2 separate regions of the Homo sapiens genome follow, and region 2 is linked to region 1. Evidence: chromatin loops called from intact Hi-C (ENCODE). Cell type or tissue: ascending aorta. All regions are shown on one strand. Each heading gives the region's core, and the rest is flanking DNA. Links, peaks and the distances in the headings are about the cores only.

Region 1 (8,342 bases), core at 220-8,219:
AAATATCAATCTACACTCAAACTCTTGAAAATTGGTTTCTGCCAAAAGGCCCATAATTCTTTTAAATGCCTTTTCCTCACCCCAGTGATTTCTTCATTTCTCTGCTTTTTAGACTCCTCTATCTCATGAGCCCAGAAAAAAGTCACTGCTCTTTGTGTTAGATATCAACATGACTTAGAACCATTGAGTTAGAATCTGGTCATCCCATATTCCATGTGGCAATGACACATACTATAGATTGAATCCACCTGGATAATTTCCTGTAATTCTTTAGTCTGGAGACATCTTGTTCACCACAGCCACCTCCCACTCATTTTCACACCCATCATCACAAGCTTTTCTTGTTAACAGAACTTCCAAGTTGCACCCACCTGTCCCCACACATGCATAGAATTCCTTCTCCTAAAATGGCCCTATTTTAAGGAATCTAAAATATTTCTTTAAAAAATCATGAGACAAATAAATTCCTTCTTCTACAATGGAAATAAAGGAGAATCAAATATATACAAATCTTGTCTTTGTGGATTTACAGTAGGGAATGTAAGGCACAAGCACAAAAGCACTGAGCTGAGGCAGAAGGTAATGGTTAGCTTATAGAGTAAGCAAAAAAAATGATTCTGAAAACACTATACATGTACACTACAACTGAACAATTAAGTAAATGAATGGCAGGTGGTAAGAGCCAGGTTTCTCACTGTGGGAGAGGCAACAAGCAAGAGAGGAGGCTCTAATGACCCATATGGTAGTGGATTAGTCTTGGAAACATCACTGTGAACTCATGTTTATCTTGATGTAGAGATAGGCACACACAGAAATGTGTACACATGCAGGTTGGTATGCATATGTATTTTCTTGCTCTGTCAGGTCAAAGTGCCTGCAAGCAACTATACCCCAGCACCAGCAAGCACAGGCACCCAGATCTTGGTGTCTAACATCATTCTCTCATGAAAGGAGCCAGGGGTTCTCAGAAAAATTGCTGATTCTAGGACTGGAACAGGAAGTATACGAGATGATCCCGAAGTATCTTACTGTGCCAAAAAGCGAGCAAGTGCTGAAAATAAAACCCAAAACAAACATGTTGGGGGCATGTCAAAGGAACACAGAAACCAACTGGAAAAGGTCTCAATGGCCAAAACTGAAACAATTTGAAAAACAAAAAGTAACATTGGATGATAATTCAAAATATGAAATAAATAAACATGAGTCCATACTGATCAAAATAAAACATTGAATAAATAAATAAATGGGGGTGAAGAGAAAAATGTCCTAGGCGGGAGCATTCCGAATAATTTATGTAGAAACTCTGGCCTCTAGAAGATGGAGTAAACTCTTCACCCCTTAAGTGTTGATTGTTGATAGTGTCTTCCATCCAAAGAGTACAGTATGAAAAGAAAACAAGTAACTTGACAGTAGAGAAATATCACCAACATAACCTCAGCCAGAGATCAGGGTCAACATTAACAGGGCGAAGTCATGCTGACAGTGCTTACCCTTGACAGGATGTGATGAAAATGGCCCTCTATCTCTGTGGCCTTCCTCCCAAGAACCTATAACCCCAGTCTGTTGATGAGAAAGACATTAGACAAATAACAGTTAGGGGACATTATACAAAACACCTAACCAGTCCTCCTCAAACTGTCAAGATCATCAAAAGCAACAAAATTCTGAGAAACTGTCACAGCCAAGAGGAGCTGGAGGAGACATAACGACTAAATGCCATGCAATATCCACAGTGGGATCCTGGATCAGAAAAAGAACATAAGGTAAAAATTAAGGAAATCTGAATAAAGTATGGACTTTAGTTAATAATAGTGTTGCAACGTTGATTCATTAATTGTGAAAAATGTACCATACTAATATAAGGTGTTAAACAGGTATATGGGAACTCTCTGCACTATCTTTGCAATTTTTCTATAAAATAGAATGAACCAAATGCCCATCAATCAATGAGTGGATAAAGAAACTGTGATATATATATATATGTGTGTGTGTGTATATACACAATGGAATACTATGCAGCCATAAAAAGAATGAATTAACAGCATTTGCAGTGACCTGGATGAGATTGGAGACTATTATTCTACATGAAGTAACTCAGGAATGGAAAACCAAACATTGTATGTTCTCACTGATATATGGGAGCTAAGCTATGAGGACACAAAGGCATAAAAATAATACAATGGACTTTGGGAATTTGGGGGGGAAGAGTAGGAGGGGAGTGAGGAATAAAAGACTACAAATATGGTGCAGTGTATACTGCTCACATGATGGGTGCACCAAAATCTCACAAGTCACCACTAAATAACTTACTCATATAACCAAATACCACCTGTACCCCAGTAACTTATGGAAAATTTTTTAAATTATAAATTAAAATTAGAAATCATAAAATTTATCTTTATAAATAAAAATTATATAAATTAAATTAATATAAATTATAACATGATTGTTATAAAGAAATAAATTTTTCTATAAAATAAAATTATTCTAAAATAGTCTATTTAAAAACAAGTAAATAGAAAGAGAAATGGAGATTCAGAGGGAAGAGAAGTGAAGAAGCATTTTTATGTCTATCTACGCATTTGATCCTCCTGGCAAGAGTGCTGTTCCTATTTTAACTATGAAAAAATTCAGTAAAATTCAGCTACTTATCCAATGTCACAGAGAAAATTCCAGTTGATATAAATATTTGGATGTTTATTCTGTACTATTTGGTATACTTTTCTATATCTGGATATCCTTACCAATAAAAGCAATCACTGCTGACTTAAAAAAATAACAGCAGAAAAATCATGGGAGGAATAAAAGATATCAAATCTCCATTTAGCAATACATCCCTATAACTTGCCTGGTACTTGAGAGCTTTCCAGATGCTTGCACCAAAAGGAACTATCAACAGAGTAAACAGACAACCTACAGAATGGAAGAAAACATTTGCAAATTACACATCCAACAAAGATCTAATACCCAGAATCTATAACAAGCTTTAACAAGTCAACACACACACAAAAAAACCTCATTATAAAATGGGCAAAGGACATGAACAGACACTTCTCAAATGAAGACATACACTCAGCCAACAAGCAGATGAAAAAATACTCAACATCATTAATCATTAGAGAAATGCAAATTAAAAACCACAATGAGATATCATCTCACACCAGTCAGAATGGCTACTATTAAAAGTTCAAAAAACAACAGATTCTGGTAAGGTTGCAGAGAATACGGCTCGTTTATACACTGCTGGTGGGAATGTAAAGTAGTTCAGCCACCATGGAAAGCAGTTTGGAGATTTCTCAAGGAACTTAAGACAGAAATACCCTTCAGCCTAGCCATCCCATTTTGCGTATATACCCAAAGAGATATAGATCATTCCACGGCAAAGACATATGCGTGCATATGTTGATCACAGCACTATTTACAATAGCAAAGACATGGAATCAGCCTAGATGCCCATCAGTAGTGGACTGAATAAAGAAAATGAGGTACATATATACCATGGAATACTACACAGCTATAAAATAACAAAATTATGTCCTTTCAGGATAATGGCTGCAAGCCTAAGCAAATTAAGACAGAAACAGAAAACCAAATACCACATATTCTCACTTATAAGTGGGAACTAAACATAGAGCACACATGGACATAAAGAAGGGAACAATAGACACCAAGCATACTTTTCTAGGTGGTGAAAATTTTCTGCATCTTGGCTATGCAATTGTATTCATTTCTCAAAACTCATTAAAATATGCACTTAAAAGTTGGCTTTTTAAAGTATAAATTCCTAAACCTGACCAAAATACATTTGCAATAAACATCTCCCCGTGCCCTGCCCCACAGACATAATATCATGCTGTTATAATAATAGTGTATATACAATTTTTTGAGAACTCTCTTCCCACTGGATATACTTTTTGAATAGCTTTCCCTGTTGCTGCACTATTCTGAGTCTGAGATGCTGCCATCCAGGATGGTCCTAGGCTCCAGCCACTGGAGGGAAAACAGCTAATCCAGTGAGATCCAACACGTGATAAGACCAGCATCCTGAGTGTGCTTTCCGGTGTTGTGAAATTAATTGACGTGTCACCAGTCCCAAATTCACATTTTCTCCGTGAGGCATCTGGGGGATGCAATCGTGTCAGAGAGCTGTGAGGCATCAGAAGTGAGGCTGGCACAGACTCCTCTCAGCAGGCCAGGGGTGCATCGCTCCTCCCCTTTTCTCGGGCACTTCCCAGCGTGAAGCTGCTGACTCCATGCCATGTGTACTTTTAGAAATGAAATGCCCCAGCCCACTTCACTCTTGGCATCTATGGATTGGAGTGAACACTGAAGTTAACAGACATCTGAATAAGAATAGAAAAGAAATCCAAACAGAAAAACCACATTCCCTTCCAGTCTAGTTAAAGCCATAATTTTAAATTAATCACTCACATTCTGTTCAGAGGTTATTTTCTTGGTCTATGACATAGTCACCCAGGATACTCATAACTGGTAATAAAAATTATGAGGGCAATTAAAAATACCAAGACTCCGGTTCCGCACAATGAGCCTTGCCCCTGACCAACCAAATGGCTCATCATCCATCCCGAGGGCAACCACTGGGTGCCTTCTCTGATGGCCTCTTCCAGAAGGCTTCTCCAATTACAATGGTCTGTGACTTGTGATGACACAATCTCCTAAAACCCCAAATCTTCTACAAACTCTTCCAACTCCAGTAACCCCCAAAGCAGGGCAAACTAAATAGATAGTCCATTTCCTTCCCAGGGGATAGAGTCAGAGTCATTAAAAGTGGTCTTTAATGTGAGAAATTGAAAAGGAGTTGGGAAAGTGATAATAACTTCTGCAAGACCAGGAAAGTGTCATTAAAGACATGATGGGAAACCAGTGAGAACCCTGCTCACTTTGGGCCATTATTGATGGGTAATGAAAACATAAAGGAGTTCATAGGGAGTGAGACAAAGCTTTCAGGCTATGAGGAGTGACTTCCAGAGGAAGCAAGGTCCTGAAGGAGATGTACTCAAAAGAAAAGAATAGCATAAAAGGGGCATAGAGGGAGAAGGGGCACTAGAGGTGGGGAGGAGGGGAGAGGGTCACAACTGGGGCAGACCACAAGCATTGGCAAGAAGGGGAGGGGGACAGAAAAGAGCAGCCCAGAACCATGGGTGCCTTTCTTCCCGTTGTGCAATTTTTTTTTTTTTTTTGAGACCGAGTCTCACTCTGTCACCCAAGCTGGAGTGCAGTGGTGCGATCTCGGCTCACTGCAATATCCGCCCCCGGGGTGCAAGTGATTCTCCTGCTTCAGCCTCCCCTCCCGAGTAGCTGGGATTACAGGCGCCTGCCACCGTGCCCCACTAATTTTTATATTTCTTGTAGAGATGGAGTTTCACCATCTTGGCCAGGCTGGTCTTGAACTCCTGACCTTGTGATTCCCCCACCTCGGCCTCCCAAAGTGCAATTTTTGATGCTGAGTAAAACTGAAAGCTGTGCCCCATTGGAAGGCTGTTGTCCCACACACCTTACACTCATAAAGTTTCTCCCCAGTGCAAACTCTGATGCAGAACCTAGATGATTTTTCAACTGGATGCTTTCTCACATTCCTGGCATTCATGAAATTCTCCCCCAGTGTGTGTTCCTTGCTGCACTGTGAAGCAAGAGACACAGGGAGCCTTTGCCAGCATTCCCCAAGTTCACAGACGGTTTCCCAGCATGGAATCTCTGGTGCTGAAGAATTACCCACCTCTGGCAGAAGGCCCTGCATGCTCTTTACATTCATAACATTTCTCTCCCTGTAGACTCTGTGATGCTGAATCAGGACAGAGGAAGACTAAAACTACACCCACACCCTTTACATTTGTAGGGTTTCTCCTTAGTGTGAATGCACACTCATGAACCGAAAAGCATGTTCATATTCCTTACATTCAAAGGGTTTCTCCCCAGTGTGGGTTCTCTGATGCTGAATAAGTGTTCCATTATATCTGAAGGTTTTCCCCAAGTCCCCACATTTCTAGGGCTTCTCTCCATTATGAAGTTTCTGATGTTGCAGAAGGAAGGACTTTCTTTCCTCCTTTCTTTCCTCCTTCCCAATGCCCAGTGAAGGCATTGTCTACATGCTTGATGTGAGCAGGGCTTCTTCCCAGTGTGGATTTTCTGGTGCCATGACTATTTCAACCCATATCTGAAGCCTTTCCCATCTTCTTTCCACTGTAGACCTTCTCATGAGCAGGGATCCTGTGGTGCTTGTGAAGATCTGAATGTCAGTTGAAATATTTGCTACATATATGGAACAACTGCATCCTAGCAATGCTCTGAATTGCAATGAGGTGTGTGCTGACTTCACTTTTTCCCAATTTCTTGGCTATCTCCTCTTTAGATGGTGGAGGGTTATAACCTTGGGCTGTCAAAACCCTAAATTCTCTGCTCTTTAATTTTGTTTTCTTCCCTGTGTCGTACAGCTGCAGCTTCTCTGAACCGTCCCTGAGGTCAGAGTCCTGGGGAACATCAGCAATGCTGCCCTGGACATCTGACACTCAGGATCCTCTGAAATGTTCAGCTTTGGATCTGGTTCCCACTCCTGGTCTTGGTTTTTCCACCTATGCAGCATCTCTCGGAGCCTCTTCATCCATGGGTGCCCAAGGATCAATGCTTTTTTTTTTTTTCTTTTTTTGTCTTTAGTTTTCTAAAGTTCAATTATGATGTGTTTTGTTTTGTAATTATTTAGGCTTATCTTGTTTGGAGAACACTCGGCTTTTTTAAAGTGTTGCTCTACATTCTTTGTCAAATCTGAGACATTTTCAGCCTTTGTTTCTTCAGTTAGTTTCTCAGCCCCACCCTTTTATTGCCCTCCCTCTGGGACTCTGATGGTACAAATGTTAGATCTGTGTTACTGTCTCACAGTTTTCTCACTGTTGTTTGTATTAGGTAATTATATTGCTCCATCTTCAAGTTCACTGATTCTTTCTTTTATATTCATCCTGTTAACAAGCCTATACAGTAAGTTTTAAATTTCAGTCATTGTATTTTTCAGTTCTATCATTTCCTTTCAGTTCTCTTTCACAGTTTCTTTTCTTTGATTCCACTTTCTATTTTTTTTCATTTGTTTCAGGAGTATTTGTAATTGCCTACTGCAATCTTTAGCAAAAAGAGCAAAGCTGAAGCTGAAGGCATCACACTACCAGACTTCAAAATACACTGTTGGGGTTCAGAAAACAGTAGCCCAAAATGAAAGCCTCAGAATCAGCCTCAGAAACAAAAGATTTTCTTTGACTTTTCATGCCTTCCTGTCTCTCAGTCCCATTCTCCCCTGAGGCTTGCCATAGAAACTAGAATTCCCATTCTGTAAGGTGGCTCATAGAAACCAGAATCTCTTTTCCCCAAAGACAGTCATAAAACCTAAAAATAGTACTCTAATTTTTTCTCCACCTTTCTATGTAAAAACTGGCCATGTAAAAAAATAACTTAAAAAGAAAAAAAGTTACCTGATCTACCTTGCTTGACTATAGGTCATAAGACCCCCCCATTCCAGAGAGGGTCCTGCTTTACACCCAGAAGGAAGGAATGCCACTCAGAGAGGCCAAGAGAAATATTGACAGACAGGCCTTGTTGGGTTTCCCCACTCCATCTATTAGCATTAGATCATGTCCTTTTTTGTCCAGTCGTATTTCTTCAAAACTGTTCGTACTTTGTTGAACCTAAGCACAAAAGTGGACAATTTCCCCTGAATCTTTGGGTCTTCATTCTGAAGGTCTCTGTGTACACATGTTAAATAAATGTGTATGCCTTTATTAATCTATATTTTGCAAGTTGATTTTCCAATGAATCTTCTGAGGGCAAAGGGGGAAATCTCCCCTTGGTCCCTGCAATACTGCAAAGCTATCATAGTCAAAACAATACGACACCTGCATAAAAACAGACACATAGACCAATAGAGTAGAATAGAGAGTCCAGAAAGGAATCCACACACCTAGAGCTAACTAATTTTTAACAAAGGTGAGGAAAAAACAGTCTCTTTAATAAATGCTGCTGAAAAAAACTGGATATCCACATGCAAAAGAATGAAACTAGACCCTGTCTTTCACTATTTAAAAAAAATCAACTCTTGTAAATTTGTTTGAGTTCATTGTAGATTCTGGATATTAGCCCTTTGTCAGATGAGTAGGTTGTGAAAATTTTCTCCCATTTTGTAGGTTGCCTGTTCACTCTGATGGTAGTTTCTTTTGCTGTGCAGAAGTTCTTTAGTTTAATTAGATCCCATTTGTCAATTTTGGCTTTTGTTGCCATTGCTTTTGGTGTTTTAGACATGAAGTCCTTGCCCATGCCTATGTCCTGAATGGTAATGCCTAGGT
Region 2 (8,342 bases), core at 80-8,079, 77 kb before region 1:
GCCTCGAAAACGTCTTTCTGTAGTAACAGGCAAGATCCCTCTAGACAGCATGCTCTGCCATGGCCTATGCTATGTGCAATTATTGCTTTTACGTTTGCTGACAGTGTGGGTGGACTGTAATGGTTGATTTTTTTGTGTCAACTTGGGTAGGTCATGGTGCCTAGATGTTTAGCCAAGCATCAGTCTTGATGTTGCTGTGAAGGTATTTTTTAGATGTGATTAACATTTAAATCAGTAGACTTTGCATAAAGCAAATTGCCCTACATAATGTGGATGGATAGGCCTTTTCAAGTCAGTTGAATCCGTTAAAGGACCCATGAGCAAAGATTGAAATTTCTGAAAGAAGGAATTCTGCTTCCAGACTGCAACATAGAAACCCTCCCTGTTTCTCCAGGCTGCTGGCCTGCCCTGCAGATTTCCAACTTGCCAGCCCCTACAATCACATGAGCTAGTTATTAAAAATAAGCCCCTTACATTGGTTCTGTTTTTCTGGACAACCCCAATTAGTACAGTAGTGCAGGTGGTTTTGTGTGTGTGTGCGTGTGTGTGTGTGGAGTGCCTTTTATTAAAAGAAATTGAGGATTTTGCAGTTAAAAGTAATGGTTAAAAACCTCAATTACTTTTGCACCAATGTAGTAAATGCCTGACAGAGGTCAGGTTCCCTGGAATATAGTCTCTTAGCCAAAGATTTTGAAGAGGAAGTTTATTTGGTGAATGCTGTTGGGATCAACAATCAAGGGGGGGTTGAAGTTGATAGAATTGGGAAAATGCAAGGTTTGTAATGTAATGTGGTCATAAGACAGAAAACTCTGCGTCAAAAAAGGGCCCCAAAGGCACCCTCCATAAAGCAAGGGGGAAGGCCTTTCTATCCCTCACTGTCACTAGTCTTGGTAAATGTGTTCCCCTGGAGAGAAGCAGGGTCTTGGTCTCTTATTGGCTCAGGCAACGCCTAGAGAAGCACTGGCTGGGCTGTCCTTTTTCAGTACTGTTGGCAGTGTGGAGAATGAGTGCCACATCTTAGATGTGGCTCTGGGACGTGCACTTCACCATCCTCTGCAACATTTTAGGATTCCAGAGCTCCAGAGGAGACACAAATGTTGCTGATATTTAGCCATTTAGCAGAAACTTTAAAAAAGATTTTTTTCAAATAATTTTGGACACACCAGATACTTAAAAAGATAGTACAGGGTTCACCTATGTTCCCCTAATGTTAACATTTTGCATAATCACATGCATTTATTGAAATGAAAACATTAACATTAACACAATACTACTAACTAAACTGCCGACTTTATTAATATTTCCCCGGGTGTCCCACAAATGCCCTTTATCTGTTTAGGGCATTTGAGAATATCACATTACAAGTATTTGTTTTCTCAGTCTTTGGAAAGACAAAATGCAACAGACAACTAAGGATGATGTAATTCAGGTCATCGTAACAGGGAGAACATACATCACTGAAGAGTCTGGTGTCTTAAAGGGGCAGGTAGACAGGTTGAGAGTGAGAATATGTGGGCTGGTAGGTAGATTTCTCCATCTTCATGCTTCTGGGGATACAGGGCTCAGGTGAAGCTCAGCAATGTCTGTCTCTCCTTATCTTTCATGACCCTGCATTTTTGAAGAGTACTGGTCAAGTATCTTGTAGGATGTTCCCAATTTGGGTTTGTCTGGTGTTTGCTCATTATTAGACTAGGGTTAGAGATTTTGGAGAGGAGCGACATGCACATGAAATGCCCTACACATCATATCATTAGCAGTACATGGTACCAATAGGTCTTATTCCTGGTGATGATGATCCTGGTCACCTGATTAAGGTGGTGTCTGCTAGGTTTTCTTCACTCTGATGTTACTATGGTTTCCTTCCTTAGGCACTTTTTTAAAATATCAATTGTGTTGCAGGTACCAGGCAGGCTCTGAAGCTTCAGATTATAACAACATCAGCTTGTTGCATCCAAATAATTCATACAGCCCCACAGGGAAACAGACAGGTGTGCAAAGTGGGGGTGAGAAGAGCAATCTCAATGGGGATAGAGTTTTCTCAGCCCTAGATTCCCAATGGAATCCCAGCCTTACAGAGTGGGAAAATTAGTCGTAGGTCTGACCCTTGCATAAAAGGAGTTAGATTTGTATCACAAGAAAAAGAGCAAGAACCATGTCCAGGAAGTCGGGTACATTCCACATTCCTTTTCACCTTTCTACTCTTTAAACAAGCATTCTCTAGGCTGCATCATTATTAGTTTCTAAATATTTGTTCAATCCATTTTTCTTTCCCAATCTCTTACCTTAGTTCTCTCCCTCTCCAGTCCCATCTCTGTAGAACATATGGAATGTTCTTTGTAAAGTATGTCCCCCCCAAACCCCAAATATTCTTCCCAATGTCACCACACAGATTGATCTGGTTCAATTTTTATGTAACAGAGTCATGAGTTGTTTGTCAGTTGCCATGGACCCCCATGTTGAAGGCCACGTAACTGGAGCATTCCCAGAGAAACAAGGCACCAGTGGAACCTAAGTGGTCAGGCAGAGGAGTGGGACTGAATTAAGAAGCCAACAGGGTATACCAGGATCCAGGATCCAATCATATCAAGCCTAGCATCTCTCCATGGCAGAATCCAGTCAGATCATGCCTCCCAGCAAAACCTAATTGCAAGATCCAGTCAGATCGCACCTCATTACCTATGCTTATAAAGCTCCAAACCCAGCTCAGAGAGACAGAGTTGAGCATTTCCTGCTCTCTTCTGTCCAAACAGCAATCAAACTTCCTTGCTGCAAAAACTCAGTGCTTGGGTGTTTGACTTTCCGTTGTGTAGGCAAATTGATCCAGTTTGGTTCGGTGACAGTAAAATCCACTAGACAGAATTCCATCTTCTTGACAAAATGCCTAAGTTCCTCACTCCCTTCCAGCCCCTCAGCCCACTATGCTGATTCTCATCCCCCTCTCTCCACTCCAGCGACTCTGCATTACTACAATTTCCTCTCTGCCAAAGCACCTCACCTCTCAGGCATTCATCGTTTCATTCCTGCCAGTGGCTGCCTTCCACAACCCCTCTTCTCTGGACTTACTCCTATGTATCTTTTAAGACCCTCCATCTGGGCTGCTGAATGGGTCCCCTGGATTCCCTGGGGCACTTCCTCTGCTCCCTCCCTGGGTCATCGTGCCAAGTGCTGGCTGTGGGGATGCGCGCCTCTGTGGCTCACCAATCCTGTGACAGGAAGGACAAGTCACTCAACCTCTCTGCTCTTCAGGTTTCTCATCTAAAACCATAAGGAAAATGATAGCATGTGCTTTTGACAGTGGGTGAAATAATCTGTGCACAGTGCTTAGCAGAGAGCCTGGCACATACTAAACAGTAGTAGCTTATTATTACCCCAGTGTCACTGCTGCCACTGTTGTTAGTTTCTGTGACAGGCTCCCACACTGGGCTGTGGAATCCCATAGGGCAGTACCTATGCCAGTATCTTCTTTGAATTCCATGAAAAAACACAGTTCCCACTACATGTTGGCTTTCAATAAATATGTAAGGAAGAAAGATGAAAGAAAGAAAAAAAGTTAAATCCATATTCTTTTTGTAACACTTTCAAACCAATGTTTCTTATATGCCTAGTACTGTATGTATACTCATACAATCAATTTCTTGTAAAAATGCAAATCACTAATAATCAGTGTTGATCAACACTAAAAATATTCAGATAGGTCCAACCTAAAATATTACCAGATTTAAGGGAAAGAATCTGAATAGAAATAATTGCTAAACTCTGTTTTCCTTTAACAATGTCTTTCCATAAACATTTATTTTAAAAATAATGAGGCAGTGGAAGAACTTCTGAACGGAAAAAGCTCCGCTAAGCCAGAAATGCCAAAAGATTTCTAAATTCTAGAGCTTCTCCCAAGAAATGCCTTAATCACTGTGAAATAAGTTCTTGGAAAATGCCTAATATCCATCCAGACGCATTCCTTGATGCTAAGAATGACTTCAGGTTCCCGTCTGACCTTTAGTTTAGGGTTCCCTATAGAGAACAGCTGCACAATGATCCCTAAGTTGTCAACCAGATGAGCAGGTTGTTGGGATCAGTGTCACCCACGTCCTGCTGGTCAGTGAGCCCAGTGTGGGGAAAGTGGGCTCAAAGAGTCATTCATCACAGGGCTCAGGTCTTTGCTAAAAGATATTTTGCTTTGCAGAAAAATTCACTTCATAATACAATTAAGTAAGAAATTACATAGTACATTTAAAATATATTTTAGCTTTTGTGTGTTTGATTTCTGCAGAAAATGTTGGAGTTGGGGATTTCCAATTCAACCCTATCAATATCTTTTTTCTTTATAGCTTCTAAAAAATGGGATACATATGCAGAACATGCAGGTTTGTTACATAGGTATACGAGTGCCGTGGTGGTTTGCTGTACCTATTGACCCGTCCTCTAAGTTCCCTCCCCTCACCCCCCACCCCTCAACAGGCCCTGATGGTTGTTCCCCTCTCTGTGTCCATGTGTTTCCAATGTTCAGCTCCCAATTATGAGTGAAAACATGCAGTGTTTGATTTTCTGTTCCTGTGTTAGTTTGCTGAGGATGATGGCTTCTAGCTTCATCCATGTCCCTGCAAAGCACATGATCTCATTCCTTTTTATGGCTGCATAGTATTCCGTGGTGTACTTGTACCACATTTTCTTTATCCAGTCTATCATTGATGGGCATTTGGGTTGGTTCCATGTCTTTGCTATTGCAAATAGTGCTGCGATAAACATACGTGTGCATGTATCTTTATAGTAGAATGATTTCTATTCCTTTGGGTATATACCCAGTAATGGCATTACTGAGTCAAATGGTATTTCTGGTTCTAGATCCTTGAGGAATAGCCACGCTGTCTTCCACAATCAACCCTATCAATATTTACTAAGTAGTTACCAACAACATCATACTCGCCACATTATCCCTCACTTTAACAACAATTTTCTCTAGCGTCGAAGTATTAACATGGTACCAATATTTTCCACCATTATTTTTGCTTTCTTCTATCATCAACCCCTTGAAAGAATTGTTTATAGCATCTGCGTCTAATATTTGTCCTTCCTTTCTTCCATTCCATCATTCCAGGTGTCCTTCCTTTCAGTGAAAATGTTCTCATCAGGGTCACTAATAAATTTCACTTGATCAAAACTCATGGGAAATTTGCAATGTTCACTATACAGGCCTTTCAGCAGCATTTGACACAGACTTTGTCATCACTTTTTTAGAAAAGGCTCTGTGGGCTCAGCTGTCATCGCATCACTCCCTCTGGCTTTCCTCCTGTGTTGTTCCTTCTTCTCCCCAGTTCCCAGAAAAGTTCCGGCTCAGTCTGATTCTCCCATTCTCACTGCACTCACTGCTCTGAAGCTGCACTATGTGCTGATAGCTTCCTAATGTTTACATCTCCTGTCCCAACATTTCTTCTGCATGGTATTAGCATGCACAACTGCCTCTCGACCTCCATGCATTTGAATACCAGCTATTCAGCCTTGACATCCCCCAAACTGAACACTTGTTTGCCCAAACCCCTCAAGTGTGTTCCTACCTCCAGGTCCTGAGACCATAAATGGCTTTCCCCAGTTGATGATATTGAGAGCTTTGGATCCTCAGGACTCCTCTTCTTCTCTAGTTCCTGATGCTGTCAGCCACTGCCGCCATCAACCTCCTAGTAGGACCCGTCTTCACTCCCTGGGTAACTGCAAGTTACTGGGTCTGGGCTCCCATGCCCATCTTTCCCCTCAACTCACTTCACAACAACGACTGCTTAATGGTTTTTCATCATCATTTGGAACAAAACCTAGCTTGGTCATTTGTGTCTTTTAAAACATTTCTAGTCCAGATGCCGTAGCTCACGCCTGTAATCCCAGCACTTTGGGAGGCCGAGGCGAGCAAATCGCCTGAGGTCAGGAGTTCAAGAACAGCCTGGCCAACATAGTGAAACCCCACCTCGACTAAAAATACCAAAAAAAAAAAAAAAATAGCTAGTCATGGTGGCGGGCACCTGTAATCTCAGCTACTCAGGAGGCTGAGGCGTGACAATCGCTTGAACCCCGGGGGCGGAGGTTTCATTGAGCCCAGACAGTGCCATTGCACTTCAGCCTATAGGCGCCTGCCACCATGCCCGGCTAATTTTTGTATTTTTTAGTAGAGACGGGGTTTCACCATGTTGGTCAGGCTCGTCGCAAACTCCTGACCTCAGGTGAAAAAAAAATTCTCTATTTTAACGCTAGTGTGTCAAATTTATTGACATAAAGTTTTCCCAGTATTCCCTATTTTCCTTTCTGTCTGTAGGATCTCTGTAGGTGCCCCTTTTTCATCCTCTCTCCTCCCTCCTCTCTTCCATGTCCCCTGCCCCTACTTCCTCTCAGCTAGATATTTATCAATTTTATTCATCTTTTCAAAGAATCATCTTTTGGTTTCTCTGAACTTCTCCAGTGGCTGTTGTTAAATAAAGTGGGTTCTTACTGAGGGGAGGGGGATTCTGCTTTTCACGATCCCCCAAGGGGTGGCCCAGAGCACCTGTCCTCCAGTGCTCTGTCCGTGGCTGAGCGTCTGACCATTGCCCTTGCTCAGCACACGTATTTGCAGCTCCACCTATTTATCTTGGTCACTCCATGAAAATCACCGTGCAAATTTTATTATGTGAAAAAATAAATAAGAAAAGACTTTTCAGCCAGTAAAACACAACTAAATATCAAGGGCGATCGTGCCCCGCACACTGGAAAGCCTCTTTTCAGTCATTTCCTAGACACTCTTCAAGACTCATTTCAAATGTCACCCCATCTACCTGCCCTTCCCAGATTCGAGCAATCAAAGGTGATTTTTATCCTCCTTGGAATTGATAGGGTCTCCGGATTTTGAGTCTCTAGATGGTGCTTTGATATTCTGCAGCCCTGCTTCATGTCCCTGATAGGTTGGGCGTGGTCTGAAAGCAGATCATTTTCATAGGAGTAGGTTAACTTGCCCGGCACATGCCAGGTTGCAAAAAAGAACAAAGGGAAGAAAAAAATAAATCAGTCATCAATCTATCAAAGCTTTCTCAGCTTTGTCACCTACAATCTCTGCAACCCTGAGCACACTCATCAAACTTTTTGTGCCTCAGTCTCCTCGTTTGCTAAATAAAGTCACCTGTACCCACTGGCAAGGTGGTCAAGAGGACTATAAATTAAGATTAGAAAGCCCAGTGCTGGTCTGATAGGGAGTTGGCATTCCAACAATGGAGCTCTGCTTTAATAAACCACAATAACCCACAATTTGACTACACTCATTGAGTTAAAACAGTATTCCTAGGAACATAGTTTCCTCCAATCATGCTGCTCCGTCCAGTCCAGCTGTTCCCGTTAGCTGCCTGAGTCAGCGTTAGAGGTTTGGATACAGCACAGAAACCTGGGTTCTGGAGTGAGAACCCTGGGTTGGAATTACAACTTGGTCTCCCTCTTTCTGGAATGATACTTACAGGAAAATTAAGATGATGAACACTTCTTTGCCGTGTTCCCAGCACTTTCTCCCTCTTGTCTTCTGAGAGCTTATATACCTGTAGGCCCATGTTTGAAGCTCTGCCTCCAACCCACCTGGGCTTCCTCCCCTCTTCCCTCCCACCTCAGGGATGGCTCCCTTGTCCTCTACAAAGCAGACTCCAACCTGGAGACAGGCTTCCTGCAGACTCGTTGGCTGTATGTATAAGGAATTCATGTAGGTGACCTCAAGGGCTTGGGTTTAGAAACATTTGTGAGGGCACCCCTGGCATGGAGGTTTTACCAGCCCTGCAGGAACTGACCTTGGAGAGTGGGAGGGGGTGCAGGACCATCACTCAGGACCCTGGGTGGCTCCAGGGCTTTTGCTTGTCTTTTCAGTACAGGAGTCTGTAATGCCTTAACCAAGTTACTCCCCACTAACAATGCTTAATGACTTCCTCAGTCCTTATTTCTATTTTTGATTCTTACTAATTTTCCAGAGAGAGAGAGAGACTAATTGACCGAATTTCTGCCATCTGTACATAGGCAGAGGTCCAATTATCTGTGTGTGTACGTGGTGTAGAACAAGACCGCAGCCTCATAATAAACCTGCCTGGACACAAAAGTCCTCATGCCCTACTCACAGTCAGCTTCCCTAGGTTGAAATGAGACACAGGAATGTGCCACGTTGGCTCTGCCTCCACCTGAGGCCTGCAGGCTGGGAGTGAGACACGTTGTGCAGTGAGTCAGTGCAACTGCAGTGTCATAAACACTCCCAATATACGGAAACATTGCATGACAGGCTAGGGGACACCCAGTATTCACGCTGGATCTGAATTCATTATGGTTACAGTGGTGAATAATTTATCAATGACTTAATTCAT

Evidence for each region. Peaks named below come from ENCODE experiments on the same cell type or tissue, not always from the same donor. Only the 100,000 strongest peaks of a DNase experiment are listed, where the experiment ranks them.
Region 2: a loop joins it to region 1, with 10 times the contacts of the local background. A loop is called at or near these places in 4 of 110 quality-filtered maps.

What each region holds. Positions count from the first base shown.
Region 1 is chr7:46,142,870-46,151,211 of GRCh38, reverse strand. It overlaps the pseudogene ZNF619P1. Among named protein-coding and RNA genes, the nearest start is that of IGFBP3, 230 kb to the right of the region's middle. In ascending aorta, for the core only: no CTCF peak of the experiment used is centred there; DNase peaks (open chromatin) are centred at 4,141 and 5,681; H3K27ac peaks cover 2,019 bases.
Region 2 is chr7:46,220,125-46,228,466 of GRCh38, reverse strand. No RefSeq gene overlaps it. Among named protein-coding and RNA genes, the nearest start is that of IGFBP3, 300 kb to the right of the region's middle. In ascending aorta, for the core only: no CTCF peak of the experiment used is centred there; no DNase peak of the experiment used is centred there; H3K27ac peaks cover 953 bases.